Regions from separate parts of the Homo sapiens genome. Here region 2 is linked to region 1. A link is an interaction called in ENCODE POLR2A ChIA-PET data of the cell type or tissue named here. Cell type or tissue: CD4-positive, alpha-beta T cell. All regions are shown on one strand. Links, peaks and the distances in the headings refer to the core of each region. The heading gives the core; the rest is flanking DNA. Region 1 has its middle 22 kb from the start of LRRC8C-DT. Region 2 overlaps LRRC8C (leucine rich repeat containing 8 VRAC subunit C).

What was found. Peaks named below come from ENCODE experiments on the same cell type or tissue, not always from the same donor. Only the 100,000 strongest peaks of a DNase experiment are listed, where the experiment ranks them.
Region 2: POLR2A ChIA-PET joins it to region 1 with 10 read pairs; 9 of 35 experiments call an interaction of 5 or more read pairs at or near these places.

Annotation. Positions count from the first base shown.
Region 1 is chr1:89,609,559-89,612,373 of GRCh38, forward strand. No RefSeq gene overlaps it. Among named protein-coding and RNA genes, the nearest start is that of LRRC8C-DT, 22 kb to the right of the region's middle. In CD4-positive, alpha-beta T cell, for the core only: a CTCF peak has its summit at 1,308; DNase peaks (open chromatin) are centred at 413, 793, 1,353 and 2,333; H3K4me3 peaks cover 2,500 bases; H3K27ac peaks cover 2,459 bases.
Region 2 is chr1:89,697,266-89,700,080 of GRCh38, forward strand. The region is part of intron 2 of LRRC8C (leucine rich repeat containing 8 VRAC subunit C); the gene reads left to right. Among named protein-coding and RNA genes, the nearest start is that of LRRC8C, 66 kb to the left of the region's middle. In CD4-positive, alpha-beta T cell, for the core only: no CTCF peak of the experiment used is centred there; no DNase peak of the experiment used is centred there; H3K27ac peaks cover 2,488 bases.

The DNA.
Region 1 (2,815 bases), core at 244-2,743:
GGCCCTGAGTTCTTGACCTGCGACCAGGAAGAATGAGGTGCACAGACAAGTGGAGGGTGAGCAAGACAAAGAGGAGCTTTTTTGAGCGATAGAACAGCTCAGAGGAGACCTGCAGTGGGTATCTCAGCCAGTGTTCAGCTCTCATCAGAGAGGGTAGCTCCTCTCTGCTAGGCAGGTCATCCTGATGAGTGTCTAGCTGTCAGCAGAGAGGGTAGTTCCTCTCTGCAGCTGGTCATCCCATTGTCTTCTCAGCTCTCAGCAGACGGGAGACACTGAGGTGGGTAGTTCCTCTCTGTAGCGGGTCATCCCACCATTTCCCCGTCCTCTCTCTATCCTCTCTCTGTCCTCTGCCGGAGTCTGGCTGAATCCAGGGTTTTTATGGGCCTCAGAGGGGAGGAAGTGTGTGCTGATTGGTCCATGGGTGGCCATGGGCTGGCCCAGAAAAAGCACTACAAGTCCTCCCTCCGGTCCTTGGAACTGGCAGCCTGGCCCTCAGGCTTCGAGTCCTCCCTGGTTTGAGGGTGGGGCTTCACTAGGCACCAGTCCCCTTCCACCCAGGAGCCAGTCGGCCTCCTGCTACTGTTCATGACACCCAGGCTGTTCATGCCAAGGGACACCTGCAGGCCAGCACCAGGCTGTGCTCAGCACCCGCCTCGGCATCCCTCCCCACTGTGCTTGTCAGTGCCCAAAGTCCAGAGGGGGCTGAGGCGGCAGGGGCCTGGCATGTCAGCACTGCCTCGTGTGTGTGTACACCCAGCCCGGCTGTGACATCGCCCACACTTGGCCTCAACTCCACCCTGTGATTGGAGCCAACAGCAGGGAGAGGCCAGGCAGTGGAAGCAGACACCTTCAAGCCTACGGGGGCTAACAATGGGGATTCCCAGGTCCCCTGAGAGTGCAGAGATGCCCGGGTCTGCAGCTGCAACCTGGGCGGCCGTAGAGGCGCCTGGGAGGGTGGGGCTCCTGCCTGCTCCTCGCTCCTGCAGGCTCCGTGGAACGCTGCACCACTCCTGGCCCAGCTCCACCTCGGGGCTCCTCTCTGCGTGCCCTTCTGTGCCCAACCATGCTGCCCCCACACCAGGGGGCAATTCAGCCTGGCCTCATCGTGGAGGCTCCCAGGGCAGCAGGCTCCAGGGGGCTCCCAGGGGCAGGCTCCTCCGGGGACTATCCACCTCCTCCCCACACCTCCCCACAGAGGCGGTAGGCAAGAGAGATGACACGGGGCCAGGGTAACAGAGTGGCAGAGGCTCTGGGCCTGGGAGTGGGTCCCGCCTGGCTGCAGCCAGTGCAATGGCAGCGGCTGCTCTGGATGGCCCACCACTGCCATCAGCAGTAAGATAGAAAAGGGCTGTCAACTTGCCTGCTGGGTGTTGTTTTGATGTGGTAAATGTGAGTTTTTCAGATTGTATCTCCCTTCCCTTCCAAGTGTATTCAAAACAACTAGCAATTCAGCTACTTTCTGCCCTTCTGCGTACCTGATCTCTTTTGTCCATTTTGTAGTATGGAAGTCACTGGGCTGGAGTTTTTTATACCAGTCAGACCTGCCTCCTCAACTTCCCAGCTGTGTTATCTTAGACAAGTCAGGCAACCTTTCTACAGCTCAGTTTTCTCATCTGCAAAATGGGGAAGAATAATAACCATGTTTCAAGGTGATTAAGAAAATTGAAACAACATATATAAAATTCTTAGTCATATCTGACACCCAATAGGTACCTATCACCTTATCTTCCTTCCCTTGAATCTTCTTCTTACCCACTTCTCACTCCCTATGCCTGATTATTGAGCCCTCTCTGGGGTCCTTGGTGAGATGATCACTAACAGAATCAATGGCTAATGGAGCCTGTAAGAAAGTGTCCCTGGGGAAACAATATTTGTAAACTAAAATTCTTGTTCCAGGTCTTATAAACACTTGGGGTTTTGGGATATTTCAGTAAAAACAATAGACTCCTACTAGATGTAGTTGCTAATTTAATATCTTAAGGTGCGTGTATGTGAGCTTGGATAGTCACAGAAAGTCTCCAGTAGATGCACAAAAAAAAAAAAAAAAAAACCCACCTGGTAACACCGTGTATATTTTCTCTGCATATCTTTTTGTATTTTTTTGAATTTCGTACCATGTGCATGTATTCCTATTCAAAATTCAATTACTTTAAAAATGCTAGTGATGTTGGAGTACGTTTTTGCTAGGCATTGTAGTAGGAGCTCCCTAATGACCTGGAGCCTGTTAATATAGCCACCAAAACTTTTTAGTGTACAGAGAAGAAAAACTGTAGTCCTTCAAGCTGAAAACCACTGTCTGAGCTAGGAGAGGAGGTTCTTACTTTGTGGCTTCCTTGCCATAGAAGGTTTGTAACCTCTTCCCTCAAGATTTGCTAAGTAAATCTTGTTATTTGTCATCAGTAACAGTAGTGATCTATACTGAGAGCTTACTATGTGTCAAGCACTGTTCTGTGTAGCTTCTCAATTACCTCAAGTTAATTATCACACCAACCTTGTGAGGTGAGTTGTATTTTTATTCTATATTTTATATTTTTAAACATTGAGTCTCAGAGAGTCTCTTAACTGGCAAGTGACAGAGCTGAGATTAAGAGCTGTTACTGTATAGTTTTGTTATAACAGACATGGGCTGTTATTAAAGCTAAATAAATTCATACATATGAAGTGCTTAGAAAAGCATTGGCTGTGGTGCCCTCCCTGTTAAGGGCCAGCATTAACATTTCTGGAGTTAGGGAGGGACTTTGTAAATTAGAAACATAATTGAGTCAGTGAAAGTACCAGGAGGTAATTGTAATCAACTAAAATGTAAATTAAGGTT
Region 2 (2,815 bases), core at 279-2,778, 88 kb after region 1:
ATTTAAAAATATCCTTTTAGAACAGTTTTATTTGCATGCTTCCCATATTTAGAATTCTGTATCTTTGTCCTGTTCATACATCGAAGATAATCTGGATGATTTATGTTTCTCTTTGAACTCTCCCAATTTCTTTTATTCTACTCCTGCTCACAGATTTATCAGTAAACTGCAGGGTTTCTAGAGCTAAGTCAGCTGAGTACAGAACTGAGGTTTCAGTCCCTGGGCATTGCTTCAAAAAGAGTTTTTCCTGTATTATTTTAAGAGCATAATTACAGATAAATATTTCAAATTCTTCAAACAACCGAAACAAATAGTCTGTTATAAATCAAAACATGTTCTGTGTTATGTATCCATTGAATTTTCTCACATGGTTGTTACTTTGAAATGGATGCTTTCCACATAGATCTTAAATTGCCATGGATCAAATAATTCACTGGTCTTTATGGCTTATGGAAAAATGCCATGAAGCAGAATGAGAAGAAGCTGCTTCAAATCTCACCCACCCCCTTCATTTCTGAAAAATTTTTTTTGTAATTCCTTGTTTGGCCTAGAGAAGCTTTCTTCAAAAGAAGAGGGGAAAAAAAACAATGTGGATACAACCAAGATAGAGGTAATAAAAGCATCCTTGATGGCTGGAAACCTTCAGTTTAATGAAGGGTTAAAAAAATGAACATTAATAGTATGTATTGTCATTCCCACCCTCAGAAAAGTTAGTATGTCAATATTTACAGTGATAGGAGAATCGTATTTACTAAGCAAAATTTCAAAATGTAGACATGATTCTAATGTGGATATGATGGTTTCTTTTTTACCTAGGAATAAACAGACCATGTGTCCCAAATCTGGTACTCTCTTTGTGTCTCTTAAATGAGTTAGCACTTAACTCTGGCTTTAGGAATCACTAGACTGATATCACTTGGCAGTTAGGAGAGTGTGCAAAACGAATTGTTTCATGTCAGAAGAAGGTAGCTAGAGGTCAAATATTTCCAGATGTTCTCTGGCATCTGAATATATGAATGCATATGCTTGCCTTAGCTGTGGTTTGTTCCTCCTTAGGGATATGGGGGACAGTGTTTGTTTTATTTATTCACTTCATATTTATTGCGTACCTACTTTGTGCCAGGCAATGAAAACTAAGCATGGTGTCTATCTTTAAAGAGCTTACTGGTCCTTATACTGTTATTTGTTCTGTATAATGATTTAAGATATGCTGTAGCTTTTTTAGTGCTTAATCTTTCTATCAGTGACATTTAATGTTCCTCAGGCATTTCTCACGGTGCATAACTCAAGGAGTTTCACTTGATACTAGCCTTTAATTATGTATTAATAAAACCTGTATAAAAGTACCATTATACTTTACCACTGAGAAAATCCATAAGTTCAGAAATCTAAGTTTTAATGCACTTATCTCTTCAATCCCTTGGATTTTTTTCCCCAAGCACTCCATGCCTCAAATGTGCCAAGGTATGATTTTTTTTTCCCTTTCTTATTGCTGTTGGAGAAATAGGCAACTAATAAAAACAGACCTTTTACTCTGCTCTTGTAAATACCTTAGACTTTGGCAGTTTGCCTTAGACTGGTTTTTCTCTCACTTTACTATATGGGTGTAAACTTCCTCCCTGTACAGTGTGTTATTTCCTGGCCATGATATAAATGTTAAGCATCATCATCATTAAAAATAAGGGAGATTCAGACAAGTCCCGAAGGTGGAAAAAAAAAGAAATTAAAAAAGAGAGAGAGAGAGATGATCCAAACAATGGAATGCTATATAGTGCTAAAAATAAAAAATAAAAAATAAACGGTCAAGCTATGAAAAGACATGGAGGAACATTAAATGTACATTGCTAAGTGAAAGAAGCTAATCTTAAAAGGATACATGCTGTATGATTCCAACTGTATTATATTCTGGAAAAGGCAAAACTACAGACAGTAAAATATCAGTTGTTGCTTAGAAAGGACAAAGGAGGGGAGGGATAAGTAGGTATAGCTCAGAAGACTTTTAGGGCAGTGAAATGACTCTGTAGGATATTACAGTGGATACATGTTGTTATACATTTGTCCAAATCTTTATCCAACACCAAGAGTGAACCCCAAGGTAACTGTAGACTTTGGATGACAGTGATGTGTCAATGTAGGTTCATCGATTGTAACAAATGTACCACTGTGGTTGAGCTTGGTGATAATGGGGAGGGCTATACATGGATGGAGGTAGGGAGCATTTGGGAAATCTCTGTACCTTCCTTTCAATTTTGCTGTGAACCTAAAGCTGCTCTAAGAAAATTTAAAAAGTCTTTTTAAAAAGTAGAAGAAAAGAAGAGAGCATGTGCACAGCAAACAGGAAATGATGCCACATACTTGCAGTTTTGCTTTTCCATTTCTGTTGGAGACAAGGACGGTGTTCGTCCTGATGATAGTGATGCAGCATGTGTGGTTCTCATAGATGTCTATTTCTGTGCTCCTGTGGCGATTGCCCCCAAATATGCTTATAGTCAACATAATGCACAGCAAGAGTTGTGAATAAGACATTTGCTAAGAATGAAAGCATTTAAATATTCACTCCTTCAGAGCCATCTACTCTGCCTTTTCAGTTCCTTTTCATTCTCATTCTCACCAACATTTTTTGTACTTAAAATATTTTCAATAGTTCAGCCTTGAAACACAGTCTACATTTTCAGAGTTAATTCTATCACTGATGAGGGGAATCAATCTCATGCGTTTGGACAACGAGTGCTTTCTTTGTCCTCTAGCATCTTGTATCTTGGGGAAAGTGCTTAGTCAAGTTTGTACATTAACTGATAACTTAGTGACATGAAAA